2 separate regions of the Mus musculus genome follow, and region 2 is linked to region 1. Evidence: chromatin loops called from intact Hi-C (ENCODE). Cell type or tissue: heart. All regions are shown on one strand. Each heading gives the region's core, and the rest is flanking DNA. Links, peaks and the distances in the headings are about the cores only. Region 1 overlaps Atp7a (ATPase, Cu++ transporting, alpha polypeptide). Region 2 has its middle 15 kb from the start of Pgk1.

Region 1 (15,990 bases), core at 3,797-11,796:
CATTATGAATTTGTTGTCCCTTTTATTGTGTCTACCTGTACAGGCAAGTGACATTATCAAGTATATTATTTGGTCTTCATTAAAGGTTTAAAAGTGAGGGCTGAGGGAGTAGTTCAGTGGTAGATTACTTGTCTAGTATACCAAGAGCCCTGAGTTCAAGCCCAAGACCTCCAAAGCAAAAGACAGTAGTGCTAACAGTTTTTTTGTTTATTTGTTTGTTTGTTTGTTTGTTTGTTTTTTCCGAGACAGGGTTTCTCTGTGTAGTTCTGGCTGTCCTGGAACTCACTCTATAGACCAGGCTGGCCTCTGCCTGCCAAGTGCTGGGATTAAAGGCGTGCGCCACCACGCCTGGCTTAACAGTTACTTAATGCCAGTTGTACTAATGGAAGACAAGCTTTCCTGTTACACTTCCCACTAGAACCTGTGGCTTGTGATTGGCGTTTGGAAAAGGGCTAAGTTTTATATATTAAAATAAACTTTCCAAAATATCTAAATTATCTCCCTAGTTTACTTGTTCAAGCTAGAGTCAAAAAGGAAAATGTGGAGCTAGAGGCAGATGGGTCTCTATGAGTTCAAGGCCAGCCTGGTCTATAGAGAGAGTTTCAGGACAGCCAGCGCTACACAGAGAAACCCTGTCTCAAAAACCAAAAGAGAAAAAGAAAGGAAGCCGGGCGTGGTGGCGCACGCCTTTAATCCCAGCACTCGGGAGGCAGAGGCAGGCGGATTTCTGAGTTCGAGGCCAGCCTGGTCTACAAAGTGAGTGCCAGGACAGCCAGGGCTACACAGAGAAACCCTGTCTCGAAAAACCAAAAAAAAAAAAAAAAAAAAAAAAAAAAAAGAAAAAGAAAGGAAAAAGAAAACTTGCAACAGCCGTCTGGCATTTTTATGGTATGAAGTGTCTGCTGGATTATGGATGATGCCCCTTGGTGTTTTGCACAGCAACTTGAAGCCCTTCTGTACATACCTCTACTTAAATGCGAACTTGTTCCTGCTCAAAATCTCCCCCTTATAGCCAGGTAGGTGCATGCCTGTAACCCCAAGATCTTGTAAAGTTTAAGGCCAACCTGGGCTTACATATGAGGCTCGAGAACAGTGTTTATAGATTAGTTAAAAGGCAAAGGAGGTAAACATCCATAATTTATGCTGTTTACTTAGGTATACATATGAATTTCGGGTTTAGAAAGACTCAGTCATATTCACTCTTCTGTTACAGTTTTGTGGCGGCTGGTACTTCTACATTCAGGCTTACAAAGCACTGAAGCATAAGACAGCAAACATGGATGTGCTGATTGTGCTGGCAACCACCATCGCATTTGCCTACTCTCTGGTTATTCTTCTGGTTGCAATGTTTGAGAGAGCCAAAGTGAACCCCATTACCTTCTTTGATACACCTCCTATGCTGTTTGTGTTTATTGCACTAGGACGATGGCTGGAACATATAGCGAAGGTAAAATATGAAAGGGTGACATTTGTTAAGATAGTGGATCAGTCAAATACCTTACTGTTTTCTCATTACCACTCATTAGAAATGTACCCCCAGAGCTCATGTCTCTAGCTGCATATGTATCAGAAGATGGCTTAGTCAGCCATCATTGGGAAGAGAGTCCTTGGTCTTGCAAACTTTATATGCCTCAGTACAGGTGAACTCCAGGGCCAAGAAGTGGGAGTGGGTGGGTAGGGGAGTTGGGGGGAGGGTATGGGGGACTTTTGGGATAGCATTGGAAATGTAAATGAAGAAAATACCTAATTGTAAAAAAAATGTGTATTGAGTAACGTAGTTAACCATTTTAGTTCTAACAATATCTTCAGTAAAGTTATCAAGTTGATATTACCGCCAAGGTTAGAGTATATACTTTGGGTTTTTTGTTTTGTTTTTGGTTTGGTTTGGGTTGGGTTTTTTGTTTTTGTTTTTGTTTTTTTGTTTTTGGTTTTTAGAGACAAGGTTTCTCTGTATAGCCCTGGCAGACCAGGCTGGCCTCGAACTCAGAAATCTGCCTGCCTCTGCCTCCCGAGTGCTGGGATTAAAGGCGTGCGCCACCACGCCGGGCCCATGGTACTTTGTGAGAACCATTGAGAATTACTGATTAGTCATATCATATTGCTATTTGAGAGTTGACTTAACCATGTGGCTTAAAACAGTGGTATCAAAGTTTACTCATGTTGCCATGCTGTGATGAAGGTCAGCTTCTAATCCAGTTCCATGTAACTTTATGTTTAACTGAGTTAAAAAGCATAATCTATGCTTCTCAGTACCGTAAGTGTTGTACAGTTTTTCCCTAACTACAGTCTAGACAGTCACTTGCTAGTTCTGTCAGGTAAGTGTGTCTTCATTTTTACTAAACCGTTCTAGCTTTCTTAATTGTTTTTTCCAATTTTTTGTTCTAGACAATACTACACTGACCATATTCATGCCTAGCATTCATTCTTCCCTCTGAGCTGGGTACCTTAGGAGTGATTAAGAAGGGATATGATTTATGATGGTTGTCTCACAGGGCATAATCTTCCCATGGTCTCATGCTCTTAGCTGGGGGAAATTTGGCCAGTTAGGGTCTGTCAGCTAGGTTTTACTACAATGTCCTCACTATAGCGTCTTCTCTAAATCCTTGCTAAGTGGCAGATGGTAACTAGAATGCAAAGGGGATCTGGTTTAAGTTTCTTTTATGAGTAGTCTGGAAAAGCTATCTATACATGGAGTGTTTATAATTCTTCTTGAGTAATCTACTTATTCAAGTACTTTGTTCATGGATACATTAGATTCCTGGTATTTTCTATTAAATTGTATTTCTTTATAAATTATACCTCGTACTTTTAAAATTATAGTTTTGATATTCCAATGTCAATTTCTCTGATCAAATGTTTTTCTTAAGCTAATGTTTGAGCAAATGTTAAAAGATTTTATCTTTATGTTTAAACACTTTCTTTCTTCAGCACTGTTGTTGTGTTTTAATCTATAGGGCAAAACCTCCGAGGCTCTTGCAAAGCTAATTTCATTACAAGCAACTGAAGCCACTATTGTAACTCTGAACTCTGAAAATCTCCTCCTGAGGTACTTCATTTGCGTTTGTAACTTGTTTTAAACATTCTGTTATTGATTTTATTGTGGTGAGTACACATATGTTATGACACATGTGTGGAGGTCAGAGGACAGCTTGTGGGAGTTTTCTCCTCGTACCATGTGGGCCCTACTGATGGCACTGAGGTTGTTAGGTTTGGCAGCAAGCTACCCTATGTGCTGAACCAGCTTACTGGCCCTCTTTTATGGACATATTTTGAGATGTATCTATTAGTAAGGAATGTCATAATGCCACATAATCTGGCTCTCAGACTTAATGATGCTTTACTTCCTCTGTCTGTCTCATCTTTCTTTGTTGCAGTAGGAAATAAATCCCAGGCATATAGTTTCTGTGGAACATTCTCAGCAGGATTTCTTTATAGAAGGATGTATTCAGCTAGATGGTGGTTGCATATGCCTTTAATCGCAGCACATGGTAGACAGAGGCAGGTGGATTTCTGTGAGTTTAAGGCCAGTCTGGCCTATACACAGTGAGTTCCAGGACAGCCAAAGCTACACAGAGAAACCCTGTCTTGAGACCAACACCCCCAAAAGGACATATTCAAGCCATGTGTAACCCTAACAAGCCATACCTGTAATCCTAACACTCCAGAAGCTGAAGCAGGGGGATCGTGGATTTGAGAATAACCTGGGCCAGTCTCTTACCTTACCTATCTTTTGACACAAGGTCTTGCTTTGGGGCTCTGTCTTCAGGATTGTTTTGGTGTCAGGAAATGATCTGAAGATCTTAAGTATACCAGAAAAGTGGTTGGCCACTGAGAACTTACTTATTTTAACGCTTAGTGATACCTCCTTTGACTAAAGGAAGAAGAAAGGAAAGAATGAAGGAGCTATTCTAATTTAAAAGAAATATAAGATAGCTGATATTGAAATTTTTATATAGCTAGTTAGGGTCTCATGTAATATAGGCTGACCTTGAACTCATAATCCATCTGCCTCTACTTCCCAAGTATTGGGATTACTGGTGTTTGCTATCATGCCTGACTGTGGCACTGTTTTTTTGAATAAATATTTAGAGTGCTTGCTTTGGGCCAAGAATTTGTTCATTACCACCAGTGAGCAAAACTAATGTGGTTGTTGCTAGCCTAGATGTTGGATCCCGGTTCTGTTCGTAGTAATTACAGAGCCATAAGCTTGACACGGTCTCCAAATCTTGTGTGTGGAGGGTAGAATAAGCAGATGCCATGATGCTTTTTATGTTAACTCATACGCAGTGAAGAACAAGTGGATGTGGAACTTGTACAACGTGGAGATATCATTAAGGTTGTTCCAGGAGGCAAATTTCCAGTGGATGGCCGTGTTATTGAAGGACATTCTATGGTGGACGAGTCCCTCATCACAGGTATGCTGTGTCAGAGAATCATGACATGAAAGGGAAATATATCAAAAGTGATAATGGAAGGTAGACACTAAAGGAGAACCAATAAATGTGTAAATCATGAACAAAGAATATGAGGGTTGTTCTTTTTTTTTTTTTTTAAAGAATATGAGTTCTTTAGAGACTGCTTGCAGTTTCCTCTGCAATGTGGGAATCTCTTCCTGGCTGTATAGCCCTGTGTTTTCTGGATGAGAAAAAAAAAAAAAAAAAAAAAAAGGAAAAAGAGGAGGGCAACTTTATCTTTGCAAGTGTCTAGATCCTAGTTTAAGAAGAATGTCCTTTCCAGGTATTTGTTGACAGTCTTTTCTTCTTACTTTCTTCAGGGGAGGCAATGCCTGTGGCTAAGAAACCTGGCAGCACGGTGATTGCAGGTTCCATTAACCAGAATGGATCTCTCCTCATCCGAGCAACACATGTGGGAGCAGATACAACCCTTTCTCAGATCGTCAAACTTGTGGAGGAGGCACAGACATCAAAGGTAACCTAGTTCCCCAGGAAAAGCAGACGATGTTCTTATTAAGCCCTTCTAGGATGAGTCTTGTGTATTTTCCTTTGATTAATTCCAGTTGCATTCCTGGGGTTTGTTAAGATAGTTCTGACTGTGCTAACTACCAAATATACTGTGTATTCAGTATTAGAGAAAAGACTTAAAGACACTCGTCATCATCACTATTATTCTAAATTCTAGGCTCCTATCCAGCAGTTTGCAGACAAACTCAGTGGCTACTTTGTTCCTTTCATCGTCTTGGTTTCCATTGTTACCCTCTTGGTGTGGATTATAATTGGATTTCAAAATTTTGAAATTGTGGAAACCTACTTTCCCGTAAGTGACTCATAATAACTTTTGACTATGTACAAAACGCTTTGTGAAACTTTTGTAGAGGTCATTAAGTAAAGCTCATTTTGAGGAGCTGGAGAAATGCTCAGTGGTTGATAGTACACACTACTTTTGCAGAAGGCCTGAGTTACATTCCCAGCACCCACCTGTAACTCCAGCTATAGCAGAACTGGATGCTTCTGGCTTCTGAGAATGCCTGCACTCGTATTCACACCCCCACCAAAAAACTATACACAGTGCGTGACTAGTCCCTGTGGAGGCCAGAATGGGGTATTGGATTCCTTGGAACTGTAGTTGCACATGGCTAGGAGCCATCATGTGTGTGCTGGGGCCTTGGGAAGAACAGCCAGCACTCTTAACTGTTCAGCCATTTCTTCAGCCCCCAACGAATACCTTATAATTAATGTTTATTTTAAAGCTATATAGTATCAGTGCCTACTTACTAAGGTCTCGGATGCTTTCTAAGTATGGCTTTATAATGTAGTAAAGGAGATCTGTGATGTCCCTCACTTTATTTTATTTATTTATTTATTTTAATTTTAATTTTATTTTGGGGGGGGTTTCGAGACAGGGTTTCTCTGTGTAGCCCTGGCTGTCCTGGAACTCACTCTGTAGACCAGGCTGGCCTCGAACTCCGAAATCCGCCTGCCTCTGCCTCCCAAGTGCTGGGATTAAAGGCGTGCACCACCACCGCCCGGCTTCACTTTATTATTTTAATTCAACAGTCTTTAGTGAAAGTGTACATGAGATTCCTCTACTGTAAATTCTCAGCTGTTTCTCCCTTCATACTTGTTGAGAGTTGGCTTTCCTTTCCAGGATGCTTTTTGTAGTCTCTGTCTAGCTTTAGCCTGGCAGTAACCACATGGATGGACAGTTGTGCTATTAGCTGTTTCTCGCTGCACTCCTTCAATGGAGATGACAAATTTTTTTCCTGTACAGTTGGACCACTTTGCCAATCTTCTGGGCTCTGTAGTGTCCTCAGAGCACAAACTTCACCATCTGTGCTTCTACACTCTTTGAAAAGAGAAGAAAACCTGATCTTCCTTGAAGTGTGGGAAGGTGCATTGAAATACTGTTTGCCGTTCTTGATTTGATTAGAAGTTACAAAGGGATTGAACTTCATTTTGGTAGATCCAGTAATCCCTCACTTTAGATATATAAACTTATATATAAACTTTAACTCAGCTTCTCTTTTTGTAAGGGGAGACATAGGGATAACAATGCCTAAGTTAAAAGATTTAAATTCACAGAGGTGAGAGCACACAACATATGTGAAAACATTTGTATATGACCTATACAAAAGTCTATGCCTAGATATTCATGAAATTCCCTTCTAACTTTTATCTTTTAAAATATTTTAAAGACTTATCTTTATACATAAGTATGTGTATGTGTGTGTGGAACTAGACTGGGAGAGTGCATTGGATTCCTTGAAGCTGTAGTTAAAGACAGGTGTGAGTTGCCAGATGTGGGTTCTGAGGACTGAACTTGGGTTTTCTGTAAGAGTTGTAAGTTCTCACAACCACTGAGCAGTCTCACTAGCCTCTTTTAACTTTTTATCTTTATTTCACTTACTCTGTGTATGTGTGTGTGTGTGTGTGTGTGTGTGTGTGTGTGTGTGTGTGTATGAGAGAGAGAGAGAGAGAGAGAGAGAGAGAGAGAGAGAGAGAGAGAGAGAGAGAGAGAAAATGAGTTCTGGAACATGTGCACCACTGAGCATGTGAGAAGGACAGAAGACAACTTCCAAGAGTTTGTTTTGTTTCCACTGTGATCTCATGGAATTGGAACGAGGTTGTAAGGTTGCACAGCAAGCACTTTTGTCTGCTGAGCAATCTTGCTTGCTCTAACCTTTGTTCTTTAAAGTGAATATTTAAGTTATTGTCTATAAAATTTTGTATGGACGTCCAATCAATGACTTCAGCATCAGAGAATCAGAATGTGTTCAGGAACAAACTTATTGAAAATAATGTCTTATGTTATTCTTGAAAGTTGCTAAAAGTTCTTCTAGATATGGAGAAATTATGGAATTCTGTGTTCTTTATTTTTCTTCATAGTTAGTAACTCCAAAATCATAAATAGGACTTATTAGCCAATTCTGCTCCCAATTTTTTATGTTTATAAGTGAAAAAATGTTTATCATTAGTAACTAAAGTGTATGTAAGTAGCCAGGTAGGCTACGTGACTTCAACACAGGTTTTATTTAAACAGGGTTGACCAGTGTTGCTTTTGTTCTGAACAACTCTACCTGTAAATGAATAACCGAAGTCCATGTCTTTCTTCTAAAGGGCTATAATAGAAGCATCTCCCGAACAGAAACCATAATACGCTTTGCTTTCCAAGCCTCTATCACGGTTCTGTGTATCGCATGTCCCTGTTCACTGGGACTAGCCACTCCAACTGCTGTGATGGTGGGCACAGGAGTAGGTGCTCAGAATGGCATACTTATCAAAGGTGGGGAGCCACTGGAAATGGCTCATAAGGTAAGAGTCCTCAGGACTAAAAATTGCACTATCAAACATGCAGTCACACCCTATTGAGAAATGGGGTTCGTAGTTTTTTTTGGCTGTGGTTCTTAGGCTGAGTCTGTTCTGGGGCTACCCTGAGGATTGAGGTAGGAAAGCTGTAATGTTGGGTCTTCTTCAGATTTGCCTTGATTACTTAAGCACTCCGAGTAGTCCCTGAATGGAGAGCCACTGTAGTTCCAAGCCATCTCTGATTACCCACATCTCCAGCACTTGCCTGGGAAAAGTTGCCAGGGCCTCCCGTGCTTCTGACATGTTTGTGTCTGACTCCACATTGTGGGAGTTGCACCTGCCATGGCAGTGCCTTTGCTGCCACCAGCTGGCAGTTTGCACTGTGACTTCAGCCTCAATTAAGGCTACTTCAATTAAAGCTGTGCTCCCAATAATACAATCTCATTATAAGGATTTAAAATATATACAGGTGCATGGAGGATACAAAGTACATAGCTTAGAACAAATCTGGAACCTAGAATAGCTAACAAATAAATATAGGCTAGAATTTTTTAAATGTGTATGAGTATATTGGCTGCATGTATGTCCATGTACCACATGCATAGAGGCCAGAAGATGCTGTTGAACATCCCCCCCCCCCCCGGGACTGGAGTAATCAACAGTTGTGAGCTGCCACATGGGTGTTGGGAACCAAACCTGGGTCCTCTGGAAGAGCAGTCAGTGTTTTTAACCATTGAGCCATCTCTCCAGCCCTAAGGAATTTTTTAAAGGTTAGTTTTTATTTTTACTCATGTGTGTGCACTTTGATATGTATATTAACGTATTTATGGGTTCCTGTGGAGGTCAGAAGGGTGTGTCAGATTCCCTAGAGCTAGAGTTATAGGTTGTTGAGACCTGCCCAATACTGGTGCTAGGAACTGAACTGGGGTCCTCTGCAAGAACACAAACTGCTTTTAAGCACCGAGTCTCCAGTCCCCAGGGTACTAGTTCTTATAGGAAAAAAAATGGCATAACTTCAAACCTAAAAAAGTATTGCCTTTTCTGCAGCTGTTGGGTACCTATCCTAAGACCAAGGACACTCCTTTATGTGACCACAGTACATTTATCAAAATCAAGAAATTAATATTGACATAATGCTGTTACCTAATCTGTAATTTCCTGTTCTGCTTTCCTCCCTTGTGTCCATGATACCCGTTACAGCACTTTTTCTCTTGTCCAGATGATGGCTCTGAGTGTTAGTCCTATCTTTATATCAGTTCTCTGGGCTGTTCAGTCTCCAAGGTTCTCATTCTGAGTTTATAGTGAGGTGAACATGGTCTCTAACTCCAGATTTTCCCCTTCTCCTATGTACGCTGACTTTCTCGAACTGCTTCTCTGAGCTTCCTCTTAACAGCCCGAGTTCTTAACCAAGACCTAGCCAAGTCAGGCAACCCAGCTGTCATTCCATGCAACCTAACATTTACATTTTCTCTTACAGTCATCTGCTTGCCACCCAGATTTCTCCAATAGATCTCTAATTCATTAGTATTGAAAACCTTTGTGTTTCCCCTAGAGATGCCAGTGACGGTCTCTTAATTACCTATTAACAGCCAACCCAGAACTAACAGCTCTAGTTGTTTAACACAGATTCACAGATATTTAACAGGATTAAAACTCAACTGTGGGGTAAGGAAATTAGTTGCTACAAGAGTATTTTTTAATATGCCTTTTGTTCATCCAGAGATGATCAGTTGTGAAGCCAAAGTCCAGTTTATTAAGAAGTGAAATATCTGTTAAAAATAAACCTGTTTCTTATTTCTGGGAAGATGATGTTACATGGATGCATTCTGTTTTGTAACTGTTCTCTAGGTAAAGGTAGTGGTATTTGATAAGACTGGAACCATCACCCATGGAACCCCAGTAGTGAATCAAGTGAAGGTTCTCGTGGAAAGTAACAAGATATCACGCAATAAGATCCTGGCCATTGTGGGGACTGCAGAAAGTAACAGTGAACATCCTTTAGGAGCAGCTGTAACCAAATATTGCAAAAAGGTACAATTTTATCTTTCATATTTATGTTACCATGTCATGTAGGAATGATAACAGACCTAATCTGGGCTGGTCTTTGAATACATTTTATGTATGTAATTAGTATGAGGCTAAAGAGAATTGTATTTTCTTTTTTAAAAATATTTTTATTAGGTATTTTCCTCATTTACATTTCCAATGCTATCCCAAAAGTCCCCCATACCCTCCCCCCCACTCCCCTACCCACCCACTCCCCCTTTTTGGCCCTGGCGTTCCCCTGTACTGGGGCATATAAAGTTTGCCTGTCCAATGGGCCTCTCTTTCCAGTGATGGCTGACTAGGTCATCTTTTGATACATATGCAGCTAGAGTCAAGAGCTCTGGGGTACTGGTTAGTTCATATTGTTGTTCTACCTATAGGGTTGCAGTTCCCTTTAGCTCCTTGGGTACTTTCTCTAGCTCCTCCATTGGGAGCCCTGTGATGCATCCAATAGCTGACTGTGAGCTTCCACTTCTGTGTTTGCTAGGCCCCTGCATAGTCTCACAAGAGACAGCTATATCTGGGTCCTTTCAGCAAAATCTTGCTAGTGTGTGCAATGGTGTCAGCGTTTGGAAGCTGATTATGGGATGGATCCCCAGATATGGCAGTCTCTACATGGTCCATCCTTTCGTCACAGCTCCAAACTGTGTCTCTGTAACTCCTTCCATGGGTGTTTTGTTCCCAATTCTAAGAAGGGGCAAAGTGTCCACACTTTGGTCTTCGTTCTTCTTGAGTTTCATGCGAATTGTATTTTCTTATTTAATTGAATGGATTGGGCAGGGACTGTAGCTGGATTGGTAGAATGCTTGCCTAGATGTTAGGGGCCTAGGTTTTGATCCCTGACACCAATAAAGTAAGCATGTTTAATCCCAGCCCTCAGGAAGCAGAGGCAGGCAGATCTCGAAGTTCAAGGCCAGCCCGGTCTACAGAGTTCCAGGACAGCCAGGGCTCCACAGAGAATCCCTGTCTTGAAAAACAAACAAAAACTTTCATGGTCATCTTCATTGCATAGTGAACTTGATCCCAGCCTAGACTATGTAAAACCTTGTCTCAAACTTGTATACTGCTTTGTTCATACAGCAACTGTAAAGATTAAAAAAAAAAAAAAGTAATTCTGATCTTATCACACAGTAACCCATTTGACATAAAACGTTAAAATAGAAGTAGTATGTATATTGATAGCATAACTTAGGTCATAAAAGTGGAACGCTTACCCCTTTCCCCCAACATAACTCCTCAGTCCAAAATTTAATAATTGGTATCTGTGACTTAAACTCTCAACTAAAAAAACCAATTCTCCCTGCCTCCTAATCTTAAAGGGACAGTATGTGTTTTCCATTCAGGAATCTCCAACTAATTTTTTTTCCCAATTAATTTTTAAAAGTGAGTTCTTGCCCAGTGGTTGAGACATCTTTATTGATTTTTTAAAAAATTTATAAAGTTTAATAAACAATTTCTGGTGTGTTCAGAAATGTATGTTAATGTTATTTATGTAATTATGTAAAGATTTAGTTTAGTTTAGTTATTAATGTGTTTTTCTCTGTGTGTGTATGCACACCTGAAGTGGATATTGGATACCTTGAAGATGAAGTTACATTTCTGAGCTGCCTAATGCGGGTGTTGAGACCCAAATTCTAGTCCTCTGATGGAGTCATATGTACTCTTAACTACTGAGCCATTTCTTCAGCAAAACCTCATTCTTTTAAGAGCAAAGATTTTCCTATGTTGTCCAGGCTGGTCTAAGTTCCTGGGCGTAAGTGCTGTTTCTACCTCAGTTTCCACATGGCTGGGTCTATAGGCATGTGTCGTTTGCACCTAGCTGATGATACTTTTTTTGTTGCTTTTGAGAGTCTCATCACATAGCCAGGGCTGGTCTGGAACTTGCTTTATAGCCAGGTAAACCCTGAACTTACAGAACCTGTGCAGATTTCCATCTTTTAAGAGCCAGGGTTCCAGGTGTATGCCATCATGCCCACCTGCATTTATCATTCAAAACTTTACATAGAAAACCATACAGTGACCTTGCTTTTTATTTTATTAGATGAATTTTCCCTATCAGGAAATTCAAGCCTACCCCATTGTTTTGTATTCGGTTCTGTGAGTGGGGTTTTGTTTTCAGTGCACACTGCCACATGCTTGCCAGTTTCTCCAGTCTGTCTTCATGTTAAACATCAGTGAAGTTGTTAGATCATCAGAGGCTCACAGTTTCATTTTTCATGACCATTACTAACATTTATACAAATGGTTTTATCAGTTTGTGCCTGCACCCAAAATTTGAAGTCCTGTCTTCTTTCATTCTTCTAACACTGTTCTCCTAATTAAAAATACTACACCATTTGTTTGTTTGTTTATTTAGTGTGTTGTGTTTCTGTTTGTTAGGAGCTGGACACTGAAACCCTGGGTACCTGTACAGATTTCCAGGTTGTACCAGGCTGTGGTATTAGCTGTAAAGTCACCAATATTGAAGGTTTGCTACATAAGAGTAACTTGAAGATAGAAGAAAATAACATTAAAAATGCATCCCTGGTTCAAATTGATGCAATTAATGAACAGTCATCAACTTCATCTTCTATGATTATTGATGCTCATCTCTCAAGTAAGTTGATTTCTTTGTAGTAGTTTATAGATTTCTCTTTTAGCTTTTTCTTTTTTCCTATTTTTCTTTTTTTAAATTGAAAATAGATCCTTCTCTCTTACAATGCATCCTGACCACAGTTCCTCCTCCCTTCACTTCTCCCAGCCACTCCACCTCCTTTTTCCCCAGATCCACTCACCCTCCATCTCCAACCAGAAAATAGCAAGAGACAACATCCAAGCATGGCAGAACAAAATAGAGTCAGACAAAGCAAAAGCCCTCATACCAAAGCTCACAAGGCAACCTAGCAGGAGGAAAGGAGCTCCAAGAACAGGGAAAAGAGTCTGAGACACATCCATTCTCACAGTTAACAGTCTCACAAAATACCAAGCTAACAGTCATAACATATATGCAAAGGACCTGGTGCAGACCCATCCAAACCCCATGCTTGCTGCTTCAAGTGCCTGTGAGCCCCATATGCATCCTACTTAGTTGATTCAGTGGGCCGTGTTCTCCTGGTGTCCTCCATTCCCCTCTGAGTCCTACAATATTTGCACCCCCTCTTCTGTGGAATTCCCCAAATTCTGAGGGGAGAGACCCAATGGACACCTCCAATTTAAACCCTCAGCATAATGAGTGTTGGGCTGTGGGTCTCTGCATCGACTCCCATCTACTGCCAGAGGAAACCTCTCTGATGACAACTGGACAAAGCACCAATCTATGAGGATAGCAGAAATCATTAAGAAGAATTTCATTGATTTTTTTTTGACCAGTCATGTTTGGTTCCACCCTATGTCCCTGGGCTATCTAGTCTCTGGATCCTGACCATCGAACCAGGGTCAGAAATGAACTCTGTCTCATGGCATGGGCCCCAAGTAAAATCAGACATTAGTTGGCTACTCCCACAAGTTCTAAACCACCATTGTATTACCATTTTATGGAGGCAGGACCGAATGTAGACCAAAAGGTTTGTGTCTGGGTGTGTGTCCACCTTTTTCTTTGATTAGCCTGCAGAGTATTTGTAAGGTTCCACACAGGCACCAACTTGACCTTGACGTGTTCAATGAGCTGTGCAGATGTAGTCCTTGGCAATGGGGCCCTGCTGTTAATTTGTAGAGAGCAAACTTCTGTCCTAGTATCAGTCTGGCTTGTTTGGACAAGCTTGTGGAGACAGGACTCCCTTGGCCAAATACTCACCAAATATAACTTAGTCCCACCACTGGAAGCCTTGCCTGGCTATTAGAGATGGCCAGTTCAGAGTCTGTAGTCCTCATTGCTTAGGAGTCCTTACTAGGATTACTCTCACAGATTCCAGGAGGAAGTTTCCACACTGCCCCCAACTGCTGCTCAGCTCCATCCCATCTCCCAATACCACCCAATCCCTCCCATTCCCTTCCCCACCTGCCTCATTCTACCCACAAAATCCATTCTATTTCTCCTTCCCAGGGAGATCCACCTTCAACCCCTCCTCTTCACCTAACCTCCCTGGGGTCTGTGAATTGTAGATTAATTATCATTTACTTAACAACTAATATCTACTTATAAGTGAACACATACCATGCTTGACTTTCTGTGTTTGGGTTACCTCAGGATGTTATTTTCTAGTTCCATTCATTTGCCTGCAATTTTCAGGATGTCCTTGTTTTTAATAGCTGAGTAGTACTCCTTGTGTAAATGTACCACGTTTTCTGTATCCATTCCTCTGTTGAGGGACATCTGGGTTCTTTCCAGCTTCTGGCTATTATAAATAAGGCTGCTATGAACATAGTGGAGCATGTGTCCTTATTACATGTTGGTGCATATTCTGGGTATATGGCCAGGAGTGGTATAGCTGGGTCTTCAGGTAGAACTATTTCCAGTGTTCTGAGGAACCACCAGATTGATTTCCAAAGTGGTTGTACAAGTTTGCACTCTGACCAGCAATGGAGGATCCTTGAGTCTCGTGGGGAGTTCCACAATCTGCATATTGTCCAGTTGTGGCTCTCTATGTTCATTTCCATCTTCTTCAAAAAGAAGCTTCTCTGATGTGGGCTGAGTGAGGTGCTGGTCTATGGGTGTCATAGTATATTATTAGAAGTCATTTTATTCTTATGTTCCTTTAACAAAATAATAGCAATAGGTTTTAGCCTAGATCCATTCTAGTCTCAGGGTCTTGGTTACTTAATAGTACTGGGTATGGGTTCCATCTCATGGGCTAGGCCTTAAATCTGATTAAAGTGTGATTAAGTTACTCCCATAGCGTGTGTGCCACTCTTGTACCAGTATGTCTTACAGGCAGGCCATTGTTGCAGGTCGCAGGGTTTGCAGTTGAGTGGTGATAATTAATGGTCGCCTGTCTCCTCTAGTGGAATGCAGGAATGCAGAGTACCTTTCGGTACCCTGAACTCTAGAGTCAGTAGGAGTGAAGCTTATAGTTAGGCACCAGCTCGACTTTTCCATGTTCTGTGATATAAGTATTGACTTCAGCAATAGGTCCTGACAAGTAGAGAGCACCAAATAACATCGGCAGTAGCCTGTGGTGATTTGTTTGTTTGTTTGTTTTGGTTTTTGAGGGCTTGTTTGTTTGTTTGTTTGTTTTGAAGGTATTCCTTTTTTGGTGCTCCTTTGTAGTCTGCCATTTTCTACTCATTATTTCATTTCCTATTCTCTCCATGCAGTACCCTCACTGTAAATAGCATCTACCCTGTTTATCTTTCTAGACTTGTCTTTATGGTTGGCACTTCAACATGTGCTGATCGAAATACTTACTCATCTTAAATTATACTTGTACTTTATTTCTATTATATTAGACATACTACAAAATAATTATTTCCTGACCATTTGTACTTCTCTGTGACTTTTTGTCTATGGATGTCATTTTAAGTAACTGACATATAGAAAAATTACTCAACAGGAACATCTACTGTGTGTTGTGGATCGCTAACAACACTAAAAAGAATCATTAGTGAGGGCAGAGGTGTACACCTCTCTAAGCCTCTCCTCTGCTTAGCATATGTGAGGCCCTGGGTTGGATCTCCAGCACCACTGAGGAAGAAGATGGGAGCTAGTACCAAAGAAAGAGGCTGCGTTAGTGGGCTATTGTCACTACCCTGGCAAAACATAACAATGGCTCAGGCTCGTGTGATAGCAGTACAGTTTGTAAGAAGTGGTCAAATTCCAGGTGTGTCTTGAAGAGCAAGCTGAAAGATTTAACTACTAATTAGATATATAGAATATGAGTTAAATAAGAGTTAAGGGTTTGGGGAGATGGCTCACCAATTAAGAATATTGGCTGTTCTTCCAGAGGACAAATTTCAATTCTACGCACCCACACGGCAGCTCACAACTGGCTTGTAACTCCAGTACCAGGGGATACAGTGTTGTCTTCTGACCTCCCACGGGCACCATATGACATGGTACACAGACATACATGCAGGCAAAATACCTATCCACATACAAACCAGTTTTTAAAAATTAAAACAGAAGAGTCAAATCATGCCAAAGTTAGTGGCCCACCTTTTAGATGGATGGAGTTACCATTAAATAGGATACGGAAGACAAAAAGAACAATATTGGAGACAAGATCAGGCATCCAGCTTTATAGAAGTTACATTATATAACAGGATG
Region 2 (15,990 bases), core at 3,073-11,072, 66 kb after region 1:
GGCATGCACCACTATGTACAACTTAGTTTCTACTATTTTTATACATAGAGAAAAAATTGGGGACAGTGTCCCATTTTTTTTTTTAACCATGTTAGTCACCAACAATGTACCCATTGTCCAAACTGGAGCTTGGGAGCCTGAGCCTCTGCAGCTTCTGAGCAGTGCTGGGCACTGTAGTTTTGCTGAAACCAGCCACTCCCACTCCTTCCTGATCGTCTGTCAACTCTCTGGGGGCGGAGTAGCTCTTGAGTAATGGAAGGGACGTGCAAGCCTGTGTTCCTCTCCTGGTCTTGGGCAATCTTCACCTGTCTGGTTGATCTGGTCACTGCACGACTGCTCTCTCCACCCCAGGGTTGCATCCATCCCTTTCTGCCCTCCCTGCATGCCAGGCAGAAGAGGAGTTCAAATCATCTCGGTAGGCATAAGAACAAATTATTTTGGATTGAGAGGACATTGTTGTCTTCTCATTCTTACTGATTCATTCACAGCAGGAAAAACAAAACATAGACTAAGATGTAACATAACTAACATGACACATTTATTTTACTGAAACTAGCTTATCTCACATAACATCAAAAAGACTAAGATCATCGAATAGCACACTGGTCAATGGGCCAAGAGTCCTTGAAACTATGTAACACGAGAGTTCCAATGCTGGGAAGATGATGATAGCTGAGGGCTAATAGGAAAGTACACTTAGGTGCATAGGGGTCGAGCCTTTCTTGACAGAAAAGGTAAATAGTTAACTACAAGAACTGACTTCGTTTTGGAGAGCTTTTGAAATAGGCAAATTCTAGGAAACAGAATGAACGGTATGTTTGTTCTTGTACTGGAGAGATTGGGGGACTCTGTGTAAACTGGAAATGTTGCTGAGCATGGTGGCACGTGCCTTTAATCTCAACCCTCTAGAAGGAGAGGCTGACATATTTCTGTGAGTTCAAGGCCTGGCTGGAATACACAGTGAGCTTAAGGTTTTTCAGAATTTCAAGATTAGAGATCTTGAAAGCATCCAACCAAGTATAAGGACCTTCATGGTTTGGGGCCTTGTGTGAGGACATGGGTTATGTGTTCATGAAGGAGGTCTTTCTTGTTACTATGAGCTACAATATCAGCTTTGCCCACACAAGATAAGTTTCTACAGAGAAAACCAGTGGGCATATGCCTAAAGTGTCTATGAATCAGTTCAGTCAAGGGGTGGACACTTGCTGCAACAAAATGATCCTGCACCTTCGAGGTAGTCTGAGAAGTGGAGTGGAGAAATGGTTTCTCTTTCATAAGGCAAGGGTTTGGTTCCCAGAAGCCACATGCTGCCTCATAGCTATCTATAACTCCAGTTTCATGGAATCTGGCCTCCTCTTCTGGCCTCTGAGGACATTGCACTCACAGAGTATACAGACATACATTCAGGTAAAACCCATACATATAAAATAAAAATAAAGTCTTACTCAATAAAAAGAAATATGAGGGCAATCAAGATGGCTCAGCAGGCAAAAGTATTTTCCCTCAAAAATGTGATGACTTCTGTTTGATTTTTTTTTCTCTGTATAGCCCCTGGCTGTCCTGGAACTCACTTTGTAGACCAGGCTGGCCTCGAACTCAGAAATCTGCCTGCCTCTGCCTCCCGAGTGCTGGGATTAAAGGCATGCGCCACTACGCCCGGCTTTGTGTTTGATTCCTGGAGCCCACATAAAGATGTAAGGAGAGAACGGACTCTATAATGTCTCTCTCTGCGTCTCTGTCTGTGTCTCCTTCGCATACAATAATGATGAAGACGATGATGAATTTAATGAATGAAGCACTGTTTGTTGCCATCACTAATAAAATGTGCTGCTGTCTCTCTTGTTTATGGTTTGGAATGGGTGGTATTGTAGATCAAGGCATCCTCAACTTCACAGGGACCTGCATTACGTATTCTTATATGTTAAATAGTAACTAGCAGCCGGGCAGTGGTGGCACACGCCTTTAATCCCAGCACTTGGGAGGCAGAGGCAGGTGGATTTCTGAGTTCGAGGCCAGCCTGGTCTACAGAGTGAGTTCCAGGACAGCCAAAGCTATACAGAGAAACCCTGTCTCGAAAAACAAAAACAAAAACAAAAAATAGTAACTAGCCAGGACACAGGGAAAATTCATTTCCTAGACTAAATTACTAGAGCTCCAAGCACTTTTTAATTTTTAATGAAAGCATTGAGCTCTATTTTAAAAAGCAGATTTGAAAGTTATTATTATATAATTTTTCTTCAAACAAATCTGAAGTAGAAAGGGTTAAATCATAATAAAAATATAAAAATAAAAACTCTTAGTCCCAAAGGGGATAAGAACTCCACATGAAGACCAACAGAGTCAATTAAACTGGACCCTTGGGGGATCCCAGACACTGAAGCACCAACCAAAGAGCATACATGGGTTGGACCTAGTGCCCCTACACGTATGTAAACAGATGTGAACTTGATCTTCATGTGGGTCCACCAACAATTGGAGCAGAGACCATCTGTGACTTGGACTCTGTTGCCTGCCTGTGGATCCCATTCCTCTACCTGGCCTCAGTGGGAGAGGATGTGCCATGCCCTGCAGAGGCTTGATGTTGGATACCTGGTGTTTGGGGGAGGGTGTTTCTTCCCCTCTCAGAGGGGAAAAGGAGTAAAAATGGAGAGGGACTGTGTGAGGGGAGAGTGGGAAGGGAGGCAACCATTGTGATGAATAAGTAAATTAATTAATGAAAAACATCCTCCTGCTACTAAAGATAGAAATATATTAAGCTTTAATTTATTTTGAAGAACTGAAATGTTCTTCCCTATGAATACTGAAAGGAGGGGCAGATAGAGACTTCTCCATTGGGAAGTGAATCTGTGGCCTACCTGAGTGGCTTTCATGCTTTTCCAAACCTCAGTTTCATGCTAGTTTTGCATTTGTTTAAAGTGGGTAATGCTTCTACATCTTCATTGGTTACTTATTGTTGTAGTCACCAGAGAAGACTCCTTGGACATAGGTTTAAGCCAATAGATGCTCTTTATTAACCAACCAGCAACTACACTGGGTATTCAGGATCCCAATGTAGTACCAAGCCTTTCTCATAGTGAGCTTCTAAGCACACAAAAATATATATTTTGGGTTTACATATTTCCGTTAATAAGGACAGTTAGCCAGAAGCAGAAATATGGAAGCCAAAAAGTAAGGTTAGTATATTTAGAGACTTTCCCATAACTATGAACTTTGATGGTTTTCGCAGGTGGTGGTATCTAAGTACAGAGTTTTACAGCCAGAATGTACTTCCATCATGAAGTCAGCTGGGCTGAGGTCTGGAGACCTACTAAAGTCTGGGGCTCCGTTAAAGTATCTTCTTCTTCTCCTTCTCCTTCTTTTGTTTTTGTTTTCGAGACAGGGTTTCTCTGTATAGCCCTGGCTGTCCTGGAACTCACTTTGTAGACCAGGCTGGCCTCGAACTCAGAAATCTGCCTACCTCTGCCTCCCAAGTGCTGGGATTAAAGGTGTGGGCCACCACGCCCAGGGTTAAACAGTTACTCTGTCAAGGTTCTCCTATCTTCAGAAATTAACTCCCCTTAGCTGACACAGTGGTTAACACTTAGTCACTACATATTCTTTGGATTTGTCTTAGTGTAATATCTCTTAAAAAATAATAGTCACAGGCCTGGTGCCTTGGCTCCATAGAAAAAGGCACTTGCCAAGAAAGCTTGATAAATGTTTGCATGTCAAAATACATAATTGTTCACGGAATCCCAGAAGTGCTCTTTATCCTTGGGCAAATTCAATTATTTGTCTAAAATAATGTTCATTCTCATTGTCAAAGTGCTGAAATAGAGGATCTACAAGCTACATGTATCTTTGAGCTCGTGTATCCAAGGCTGGCCTTGAATTTATTATATAGCTGAGAAAAACTTCAACTACTGATCCTTCAGCCTGAAGCTCAACACTGCCGGGATGATAGACAAGTACTATTGTGGGAAAACTGCTAATTAAGGTTGAAGTCTACCATTGTCCAGGTAGCCTTTTGGGCTCAGTGCAAAATGGGGGACTCCTTTTACTAGCAGGGCTTCCCCTTCTCTGACCTAACCCCACCCCCAACTCTACCGACAGAATGTCACATAGCCTTAGATTATAGGGTCAACTTCCTTTCTCCTGATAAGAGCCCATTCAGCTAGCACCTGAGGTTCTTGGAATGCCTCCCTGTGCTAATAAGGCATCTCAGGACCTTAGCCTTCAGCCAATGACATTTGCCCATCCTGGATTTTCCTACCCCCTTAACCTAAAACTCTATAATCCTTGAATCGCCTCCAAGTAAAGTTGATCTGTCTCCCCACAGTTGGTCCTCGTGTGTGCTCATTACTGTACTTAATTACAGGGCTTCAGAATCCCCTGACCATAGGCTTTGCTCCATTCGCCCTCATAAACCATGATGACCCCAGGGGGCAGGGAGGATCACATGCTATTACACTGTTTTATGCAGTGCTGGAGATCAAAACTAGAGCTTTATTCTACCAACTGGACTACATATCCAGCCATACATTATGTATTTTATATAAAACTGAGAATTTAATTTGAGTGTTCTACAATTAGCTTAATAAAAATGGCCTGTAAGCTCAGGAAACACGCAATAAGGTTTCTAGATGTGTCTGGACATTAGCTTCTGTGCAGATCTGTCTGCGAACCAGGAAGGGCTTACATTGACTGAATAATGGCTTAATGCAATCACCTGATTTTACTACGTACTTTACCTTCAGGGTGCATTTTAAGACTATTACTGGTGGCTAATGGTAAGTAGATCACAGATGAACTTTGCCAGGGATTCTTTCCATATTAAATCATTAAATATAGTGACATGGTAAGTACATCACAGATGAAGTTTGCCAGGGGCTCTTTCCATATTAAATTGTTAAGTATACTGACATGAACAAGAGCCTGTTATGGTTTGGGTTTTAAGTGCACCCCACAAAACTTCCCAAATCCTAAATAAAGACCTGTTTGCCAGATTGTGGCACTTATGGGTGGTGTTAGGAGCTTTAGCATGTAGGCCCAGTGGGAGGTTAAACCAGTGGGAGAAAACCCTGAGGTTTGCAACCCCGACCCCTTTTCCTCTGTCTCTGAGGTTTGAGACTTTGCTCCACAGTGCTCCCCACCAGGCTATTTTGTTTCATCACAGGGCCAAAGTCACTGGAATCAAACAACCAGGGACTGAAGCCTCTGAAATGGTGAGCCAAAGCTAATTCTTCCTTCTTTAAGACGCTTTTCCTCAGGGAGTTTGTCACAGCAATCAAAGGTTCATTGACTTAAGGTCTAACTATGGAACACCCTCAAATCACACGTTAACAAGTATGTAGTAAAAAGTAATGACACAGCACAGCACCAGGTTCTGGGTGGGTGTCAAGGTTTGCTAACCTCTTTTTCAAGAAATTTGCTATCTAATTAGAAAAAAAAAAAACATATTTGATGGTTAATAATGGCTGTCAACTTGATAGATTTAGAATCACCTAGGAGACAAACTCCCGGGGAGGCTTCTGGCAATTTGTAGTTGGGGGTCCATTGTGGTGGGAATGGGATGGTAGCTAGGCTGCATACAAAAGAGAAAGCGAGCTGAGCAGAAGTGTTCATTTCCTTCTGCTCCCGGACTGCTGGTGCAGTGTTGCACTCTACCACTGTGCCTTTTCCACTATAATGGACTCTATTCAAACTGTGAGCCAAAATAGATCCTTAGGCCGCCTTTGCCAGGTAGATTATCAAGGTGATGATTGCAGCAATTAATACAACATCTCTCTCTGTATAAAATGATAATTACAATGTCATGTGATACATGGCTCAAGGATCAAATCAATGATACACAATGTGCTGAATCAAAAAGAAAGATGGCCAGAAGCCAAATCCCTTCCATTAGCACAGAAATTGATACCCAGATGACCAGGACTTGGGGCTTGTATTTTTTTCTCAGTAAATAATTCTGATATTAAAGTTCCCTAAACTTCATGTGTCTTATCTATTAAAATGGCATCCCTGAAACAGCATCTTCTAAAGTGTTGTAAGGATTAACTGAACTAACACATAGCAGGGATCAGTGGCACTTCTGTCCGAGAAACACTAGCTAAGAAACCCATCTTCTTCATGACAGAAGGAACTGGCATGGAAGGAGCACCATGTTTGATGTTGGCATTATTAAAGAGAAGCCACTATAAATACAATGGCTACCAGCTTAGTCCATCTTGTTATTAGCTAAGTCTGAAGATGCACAAGGGCCATAAAGACAAACCTGGAGCATTTTCTCCAAAGAGCACAGTATTTGATTATATATTACTATACTGGACATAAAACCTAGGGCCTCAATTGACCAATGGGTTATATCCACAGCTCTCTTTTGACTTCTCTTTTTGAGACAAGTTCTCACTAATTTCCTCCTGCTTGCCTTGAACCCCCTCTTCATCCCAGACAGGCCTTGAACTAAATGGAGTCATCCAGTATCAGCCTCCTAAGTAGCTGGGATTGCAGGCATATACCAACAGAGCCAGATCAAAGGTTGCAATTTTCCAGCATCGAAAGCTTTGTAAATACTAACAGCTCTTCAGCAGGGCATGGTGGCATGTTCCTGCACTCCTAAATACTTAAGATGCTTAAAGCAGGAAGATTAAGGTCTCAGCCAGCCTGGGCAACACAGTATGGCCTTGGCTACACTTCAAAAATCCTTTGCAGTTTTTGAAATGCCAAGTCTAGAGATTGGGACTGTAGTTTTAGCTAGAAGAGTGCTGTTTTAACAGGGTTGGAATCCTGGGTTTAAACCTCAGTATCACACAAAGTGGGTGTTGTTGTGGATGTGTCTGTAATCTCGGCATTCAGGAGGTGGAATCAGATGGGTTTGGTGTTGAAGGTCAGCTTTGGCTGCTCAATGAGTTCTAGACTAGCAGAGAACACGAGATGCTGTTACAAAAGGAGAAAGGAGGAAAGATAAGGAGGGAAGAGAGGGAGGGAGAAAGAGAAATGCCCAATCTAATTTCTGGAATCTAAATTTTCTACAGCCTGAAGATGCACAAGGGCCAAACATGCTGCTTTGAGAAAGAAGATTCTGATTTTAGGGTATGAAGGATGAAAATAAGCTATTTAACGAGGATCTGGGTAGAGTGAGGCACACCTGTAATTCTAGGTCTTGGAAAATGGACGCAAGAGAACAGGCAGTTCAAGACCATTCTCAGCTACATAGTGAGTTAAAGGGCAGCCTGGGACACAGATTTTGCCTCAAAAGAAATAAAAATGCAGGGAGAATGTGAACGGGAAGGAAGTTCCTCTTCATCTCCTGTATAGCACCTCCACCTGCTGGTCATCCGAGGAATAACCAACCAAGCAATGCTGGAGCAGGCACCAAGTAGAACCCTCGACAGCCTATTGGGCCCCATTGTTCTTTCTTAATGAGCCGCCTAAGCACTCCACTGTTATCAGATAAGCAGGTAACAACACAGTGTGTATCAATTTCTTGTGTCCACTATAACGAATTATTACGAACACAGTGACTTAAAGCAACAGACATGTATTCTTCACAGTCCTAGAGGTCAGAAATCCCAAAGTGTGTGTGTGTGGGGGGGTGGGGGAGGGGGGTGCTTGAGTGTGCGTGAGCCAGAGTTCCGTGTTAATGTCTTCCTTGGTAGATCCTCCGGTCATCATGTTTTGAGACAGGGCTTCTCGTTGGCCTTGGAACTCGCTGCTTTGACTAGATTGGCTGGCTAGCAAGTCCCAGGGATCGTCCTGTTTCTGGCTCCCGAGCCCTGAGATTATACATTCTGGTTGCCACATTCGGCTTTTCTGTGGGTGCTGGAGATTAAACTCAGGTCCTCGACTTTGAAGAACAAGCGTTTTACACATTTAGCCATCTCCCCAACCTCGTTCACTCCATTTTTATTACTCTTTAATTTATTAATAATTAATATATAGGACTGACCTGCCGGACAGTGTGTGCGGAGTGGATGGCACACAGAGTGCTAAGTTTTGTGTTTGGATTTGAGGGTAGAAAAGGAAAAGGGAGGGGTGTGCTGCCAGGCAGTGGAGGGCAGGAAGTGGCGCTGCAAGGGAGCGCTCCCACAGGTGTGCCTGTGAGTGCATTGCTGGTGCCTAAGGAGGACAAAAGGGCGTCAGAACTCTTTTTTTTTCCTTTCTTTTTTTCTTTTCTTTTCTTTTTTTTTTTTTTTTTTTGGTTTTTCGAGACAGGGTTTCTCTGTGTAGCCTTGGCTGTCCTGGAACTCACTTTGTAGACCAGGTTGGCCTCGAACTCAGAAATCCGCCTGCCTCTGCCTCCCAATTGCTGGGATTAAAGGCATGCGCCACCACGCCCGGCTTGCGTCAGAAATCTTGACGCTGGAGTAAAGAGCATTTATGCAGCAAGCTCTCTTAACTTCAGAGCCACCTCTCCAGCCATAAAGCTATTTCTTTTTAAATTTTTTAAAAAATGTCTTAAAAAAAAAAGATTTGTATATTTATGTGAATACACTGTCTCTGCCTTCAGACACACCAGAAGAGGGCGTCAGATCCCATTACAGATGGTTGTGAGCCACCATGTGGTTGCTGGGCCTGACCTTTTATTTATTTATTTTTTTTGTAATGGTGAAAACTTGGAGATCATAATAATGTTAAATATGCTAAAATAATTTACAATATGTCCATAGAGTAGGGTGCTATATAAGTCTCATCAATGAGAATATCAAGTATGTATTTATCAAAATGGAAAGAAGTGCCAGTGTACTGTAAGTTGAAAACTGATCAAGTTATAAAATAATGTTAAGGGCCGGGCGAGGTGGCACACGCCTTTAATCCCAGCACTTGGGAGGCAGAAGCAGGTGGATTTCTGAGTTCGAGGCCAGCCTGGTCTACAGAGTGAGTTCCAGGACAGCCAGAGCTACACAGAGAAATCCTGTCTCAAAAAATCAAAAAAAAAAAAAAAAAGTATTGAATCCAGTGTAATGGGGCTGGTGAGATGGCTCAGTGGGTAAGAGCACCGGACTGTTCTTCCGAAGGTCCAGAGTTCAAATCCCAGCAACCACATGGTGGCTCACAACCATCTGTAACAAGATCTGATGCCCTCTTCTGGAGTGTCTGAAGACAGCTACAGTGTACTTACATATAATAAATAAATAAATAAATAAATAAATCTTAAAAAAAACCTAAAAAAATAATGTTAAGGAGCCGGGCGTGGTGGCGCACGCCTTTAATCCCAGCACTCGGGAGGCAGAAGCAGGCGGATTTCTGAGTTCGAGGTCAGCCTGGTCTACAGAGTGAGTTCCAGGACAGCCAGGGCTACACAGAGAAACCTTGTCTTGGAAAAAAAATAATAATGTTAAAGAAACTCCCATGTTCATATATGTACCTTTATATGTCTGGACATGAACTTGCAATTTTATGAAGACATACTCCAGAATATTAACAGTGATAATTATTGAGTGGTGAAACTCTGAATGGTTTAACCTTTTTATATCTATATTTTACAACTTTTCCACTAATGATGTATATAATGTCTCTGAGAGAGTGAAAGACAGAAACAGAGATATAGTGACACAGAAAGTGTATGTATGAGATGGAGAGAGAGAGAGACAGAGACAGAAAAGGAGAGATACACAGATAATAACTAATTTTGGGGAGATCCTAAAGGAGGGAGCTGGGAAGATAACTCTGTGTGTATGAGTGCTCTGGTATCAATGGGAGGAGAGGATCTTGGTCCTGTGAAGGCTCGATGCCCCAGTGTGGAGGAATGCTAGGGCAGGGAGGCAGGAGTGGATGAGTGGGTGGGGGAGAACCCTCAAAGAAGTAGGGGGAGGGGGATGGGATAGGAGGTTTCAGGGGGGAACCAGAAAAGGGGATAACATTTGAAATGAAAATAAATAAAATATCCAATTAAAAAAAGAAATTGGGCTGAAGAGATGGCTCAGAGGTTAAGAGCACTGACTGCTCTTCCAGAGGTTCTGAGTTCGATTCCCAACAACCACATGGTGGCTCACAACCATCTATAATGGGATCTGACACCCTCTTCTGGTGTGTCTGGAGACAGCTACAGTGTACTCACATACATTAAATAAATATTTCTTAAAAAAGAAGTTGCAAAAAGAAGAGATTGACATACAGGAAAATAATTGTACTGTTGTGGATTAATTTTGTCCTTATTTATTTATATTTGTATATATAAGTTACAAAAGCTGAATATTATGGACTGAATAACTAGGAGGTTACTGTAAGATCTTACTTCCTTGACATCATTGTGCTATTATTGTTTATACATATGGCACTGGCCAAGGAAGTCTGAAACTACTTGGCTTTAATATAAAAGACGCTCCCTTGGGGGAGAAGGGTGAGAGTCAGTGGGATGCATCCAAGTGAAGAAAGATATCTGTTATGCCTTTATGCCTTCAAATTAATGAATTTCACCGGCAGGCTTCAGCATGGAATCAAAAGCTAAAGTACTAGTAATTGGTTAAAATGTTAATGAATCTTGAAAATGGTCAGGCATATTCAGTGCTATGCTTTGTGGTATTACATGTTGGCCTTTTAAATCATTTTACAGTAACGGTTAATTGTTTTTTTGTGTGTGTGATGTCTATGTACTTTAAACATATTTAATCCCAGCACTCAGGAGGCAGAGGCAGGCAGATTTCTGAGTTCAAGGCCAGCCTGGTCTACAAAGTGAGTTCCAGGACAGCCAGGGCTATACAGAGAAACCCTGTCTCAAAAAACCAAAAACAACAACAACAACAACAACAAAACATATTTAAGAGGTCAATATCCCATCAACGTTTACCAGTTGTAGGAATGTGCTTATCATAAATTCTAGTTCATTTAAAGTTTATCCTTTATGGATGCTCATTTAGAATAAAGCCAGAAAAGAGGTAATCCATACTGTGTAAATTGTCATCACTAAGGCAGTTACTAAAGCACTTTCAAACTTAATAAGAGAAGAAACGTTCAGATAGGATAGTAGAAACAATACACCAAGCAATAGTGAAATAGTACACTGGGATGAGCCAGGATGGACAGGGATGCTGTGTGAGTTGGTGGTTGCTAAATTGATTTCACAAGTTAGCAGAAACAAAATATATGTATTGCATATTAGCTGTATCTATGTAAATAATTATAAACTGCCTTCACTATGGCTTATGCAAAAATTTTAAATTTTATAATATATATTGATTGTCAGTGTTCTTTGGTCTTTATAAGTAAACAGAAGTTGTTCAATTTATATGTTAACCGTTACAGGATGTTTGATGATACATATCTATAAGGTGTCATTTTTGCAAGCTACAGGAAGTTTATGAAAATTACTTTGAAATAACAAAAATAAGCATTTACTTTAAAGCATATAAATATATACTTCTTCACCATATATTCTAAAATTGATTTAAAATAGATAAAATATAGTTACTGGTAATCTTGTATAAACTATAATAAACATCTTTGCTCAAAAAATTTAATCTAACAAACAAACAATCAAACAACCACCCTAGCTAAGACAACAAGTAGTGTCTGGGCATGCCAGGTCCATGCAGGCTTTGACTTCTTGCCTTCCCCAGTTGAGCTTTCTCTGTGCTCAGTGTTGTTTCCTGGAATTCTTGGGCACTTGTTTTTCTTGTCCTCTTCCTGTCAGTGCTGCTGAATGTATGCTTCTTTTCCCATTGCTCACATGTCCATGGAGACAGCAATCTACTTCCAGGACAACTCTTGGGGCTTGTTAATAAATTAATTGGTGAAAAGACGCCTCCCAGGGAACAAAAGCCAGAGCCTTTTTATACCTCTGAACTTTCTATCTCCCTTCCCTTGCTACCTCACTTGACTCAGATAAAGACGGAGGGAGAGCAGGTTAAGAGGAGGCCTAAGTGTTCTTTTTGGCTCGGGTTCTTTGTGAAAGGGGATCTGTGTTGCAGGCACTGATAAAGGATAGAGATAAAGTTACAAAGGCACGCATGATACTAATGTTATGTGATTTATACTAATGCCATAACTCTGGTTACCCAAACCAGAGTACTTCAAAGAGTTTAGGGCACCGAAAAAAAATTCCCTATGCCAGAGAATTTTTACCTGCTAGCTGAAAAATTGATTTTATTATATGGGAAGGTTATAAAAGAGTTCTATTAAAAACTAACTCATGGGCTGGTGAGATGGCTCAGCGGGTAAAAACACTGACTGCTCTTCCAAAGGTCCTGAGTTCAAATCCCAGCAACCACATGGTGGCTCAAAACCATCCGTAAAGTGATCTGACTCCCTCTTCTGGAGTGTCTGAAGACAGCTACAGTGTACTTACATATAATGAATAAATCTTTAAAAAAAAAAAAAAAAAACTAACTCATGCCGGTCGGCCGCGGTCTGGCTTTGTCTTTATGTCGGGTCTAGGGCAGCTGCCCTGTGAGTTACCTATTGCTGTGAGACCAGGCGGCCTTGCTGTTGGGGAACTTGCTGCTGTTGCACTGTGTCTCTCAGAGCCACTCCGTTAATTGTACCGCCCGAACTGGATCTCTCACCCTCAGGGCGCCGCTCACCTGGAGAGGCCCTCAGCCAGGAGCTGGGAATACAGCGACCCTCACTCTCCAGTCATCCTTTGCTCTTGATGCCCCAGTGGATCACGTTGGAAATGCAACTGCATCCCAGGAACTTGGTTCCGGTTATCTCAAGTTAGGAGGTCAGGCCTACAGTGATGTATGTGGAGCACACTGCAGTCTAGTGCAGAGCCCTGGAGGGAATTGAGTGTGCCAGCCCCAGGACCTTCCTACAAGAAAATAAGCCTTGTATTATTATAAAGTACACTGGACAGCACTTCATAACCATGCTTCTCTACTCTCGCTTCCTGGGATGCTTCGCAGTCCACTGCTTCTGCCTGGGACACACTGGAACAGCAGCTGGGAAGCTGCTAACACTTGGAGGATCTGGTGGTTCGTCGATCTTATTTTGCTCATCACTGGGGGACTGATGCCTAGTGATGGCAGCAACTGGTGCACTGTCTACTAAACCTTGCTGCTGTCCTATGCTGGCAAGGAAAGAGAGTGCTTGACTGCCAAGATAATTACAAGCTCTAAATTCTCCTCTGAGCATCACCATCCTCTCTAGGAGGCAGGACAGACCAATTTTTTTCACCCCAAATCTGAACCTTGCAAACCAGAATGACAAGCAGTAGTGTGGAGTCCAGTCATACCCTTCCTCACATATAAAATTTCAAAGATCAAAATGGTGACTTCTCTCCAGAGATCATTGTCAGTGATGTTTCTGTGTGTCTGGATCTAAAGTCGTTTGGAGCAAAGGGACACAACAGGATGAACCAAACCCGTGTTTATCCATTCACAGCCTTTTGTAACCCTAAATTTTCATGCACAGATCAGAAGCTGCGCCAATGAGAAGTCTTCAGGTGATGTAGAAATGACTGTGGATTTTAATACACACCAAAATTCTGACTCAGAATTTGAATTGCAGAATAAAGTTAAAAAAAAAAAAACTAACTAACTTCCAAAATAACACTAATGCAGAATAATGGAGTTTAAGGTCAGTATGAGACACATGGCAAAGCCAACAAAGAAAGAAATTCTTTCTAAAAAGAAAAAATATATATATTACATATTAATCAATGTAAGAGTATCCTTTATTTATACTGCCTTTCTGAACATTAAAAATAACATAAACAAAATAATTTCTTTTTTCTTTTTTAATAGATTTATTTATTTATTTATTTATATGAGTAGTTGAAGACTGTAGCTGCCTTCAGACACACCAGAAGAGGGCATCTGCTCCTATTTCAGATGGTTATGAGCAATCATGTGGTTGCTGGGAATTAAACGCAGGACCTCTGGAAGAACAGTCAATGCTCTTAACTACCCAGCCATCTATCCAGCCCAAATAGAGTAATTTTTCAATAATGTCTTCAATATTACATTAGTAGTATTTTTCAAAAAAATATGGTTTTATAGTGTAATCATATTATAAACTGTTTTTAATTTTTTCATGATATTGCCCACAATCTGTTTTATTACAACTATGTTTTATGCTTAAAATGTGAAATTATTAGACATTTTCTTTTTTAAAAAAGATGTATTTATTTATTGTATGTAAGTACACTGTAGCTGTCTTCAGACACTCCAGATGAGGGCATCGGATCCCACTATGGATGGTTGTGAGCCACCATGTGGTTGCTGGGATTTGAATTCAGAACCTTTGGAAAAGTAATCAGTGCTCTTACCTGCTGAACCATCTCACCAGTCCTATTAGACATTTTCAAGTGGTTTTTCTGTATAGGTCGTAATGTTGGAATCACAAGATTATTCTGCGAGGAGCTAGCCCAGTGGTAGAATTCTTACACTGCTATGCCTTGGATTCAGTCCTCAGCATCCTCCCCAAACCCCCCAAATGAAGAGTTTTAGCTAAGTGTGGTGGTGCATGCCTTTAACACCAGCAGTCCGGAGGCAGAGGCAGGTGGATCTCTGTGAGTTTGAGGCCAGCCTGGTCTACAGAAAGAGTTCCAGAACATCCAGGACTACACAAAGAAACCTTGTCTTGGAAAAAAAAAACACCCCACAAATTAATTAATTAATTAACTAAATAATTCTACAGGAACAGCAAACCTGTCAAATGGGGAATATTCTCAATACTATATTTTAATAGAAATATGGAAAGTGTCAGCTTAACTAGTTTACAAGTTCCATATCTGATTGAAGGGCATACCTCCAAACACCTGAAAATCTCCCACTGGGGTCCACCTCATAAAGCTTCCCCTACTCCCAGTGGTGCAACACTAGGTAAGACCCTTTGGAGGACACAAGAGTCAAATACAGCAGACTACTGAGAAAAAAGGTGGTGATGGTGACCAGAATTCGAAGCTTAGTGCAAGTGGGTAAAGTCTGGAGAATGAAAGCTCTTTTGTGTCCTTCATTAGCATGCAAACAAACCACCAAGGGAGGTTCCGGACTGAGACGCGAATTCTCTCATAGTCAATGCATATTTCAGAAAAACAGAACAGAAACAGAAGCAGGACGAACTATAATGGAAGTCAAGCCTCTAAGGTTAGACATTACTTGAATGAAGGAAGGAAAGAGGAGTCATGTCTCAATCACAGTTCATGAAAATGATGTCGAGAGCTTTAATTACCCCATAGCTTAACTCTATATGGTTGAGGAAACTGATAATGTAACCCTAAGACCACTTCATAGAAGTCTAAATTCTACTAATATCAGTTTTATATTTGTGCTAACCAGACCTCTTTTCTGCACAGTTCAGGTCACTGATGTATATGTCATAAATACACAGCTCAGTGAACTTTCACCGTGTGAACACCTAATTGTTAGGGTGACCAACTGTTGTGATTATACTGGGATTGTTCTAATTTCATTCAGCCTTACAAATACTGTCTCCTAGGGGAGTCCTTGGTTCTAGACTAACCAGACAGCTGTTTACAGTAGACTACCCAGAATAATAGGAAATCTCTGGCCCCCAGGAAGCTCATAAATGATGGCTCAGTTAATACGCACTCCTCCTCTAGAACGGCAAGCACTCTTGAAGTTCGGCACCTCAGATTATTTTGAGACACTGTATTTATTATGGGTAATAAAAGGGCAAAGGTTACAGCCTAGTGGTCCACCGGCTGCATCCAGTCATGCAATACTTGCTTGCAAAGCCTGTTTATTCCTACTTAATTTTTTAGTTGGTGGGCAGTTTTAATACACAGAGAGAGAGAGAGAGAGAGAGAGAGAGAGAGAGAGAGAGAGGGAGAGAGGGAGAGAGGGAGGGAGGGAGAGGGAGAGGGAGGGAGAGGGAGAGGGAGGGAGGGAGGGAGGGAGGGAGAGAGAGAGAGAGAGAGAGAGAGAAAGAGAGAGAGAGAGAGAGATGGAGAGAGAGATTCATGTAACAGTTGCAACAGTCAGAACAATGAGATGAGGAAGGGACAGGACATTTATACAAACTCACTGCATCTCTCTGCAGATTAGAGTAAGCTAAAAAGAATAAGGATAGCTGGGCATGGTGAAATACAGCTGTATTTCCAGTACCTGG

Evidence for each region. A loop is a pair of places that touch in the nucleus more often than their neighbours do. Peaks named below come from ENCODE experiments on the same cell type or tissue, not always from the same donor. Only the 100,000 strongest peaks of a DNase experiment are listed, where the experiment ranks them.
Region 2: a loop joins it to region 1, with 2.9 times the contacts of the local background. A loop is called at or near these places in 4 of 42 quality-filtered maps.

What each region holds. Positions count from the first base shown.
Region 1 is chrX:106,097,573-106,113,562 of GRCm38, forward strand. It overlaps Atp7a (ATPase, Cu++ transporting, alpha polypeptide), which reads left to right. Exons shown (of 23, transcript NM_009726.5): 9 at 1-43; 10 at 1,214-1,447; 11 at 2,955-3,046; 12 at 4,288-4,415; 13 at 4,775-4,929; 14 at 5,140-5,274; 15 at 7,575-7,769; 16 at 9,612-9,794; 17 at 12,189-12,405. Among named protein-coding and RNA genes, the nearest start is that of Tlr13, 38 kb to the right of the region's middle. In heart, for the core only: a CTCF peak has its summit at 8,129 (motif pointing left); no DNase peak of the experiment used is centred there.
Region 2 is chrX:106,163,961-106,179,950 of GRCm38, forward strand. It overlaps the pseudogene Gm14856. Among named protein-coding and RNA genes, the nearest start is that of Pgk1, 15 kb to the right of the region's middle. In heart, for the core only: a CTCF peak has its summit at 7,322 (motif pointing left); a DNase peak (open chromatin) is centred at 7,321; H3K4me3 peaks cover 754 bases; H3K27ac peaks cover 663 bases.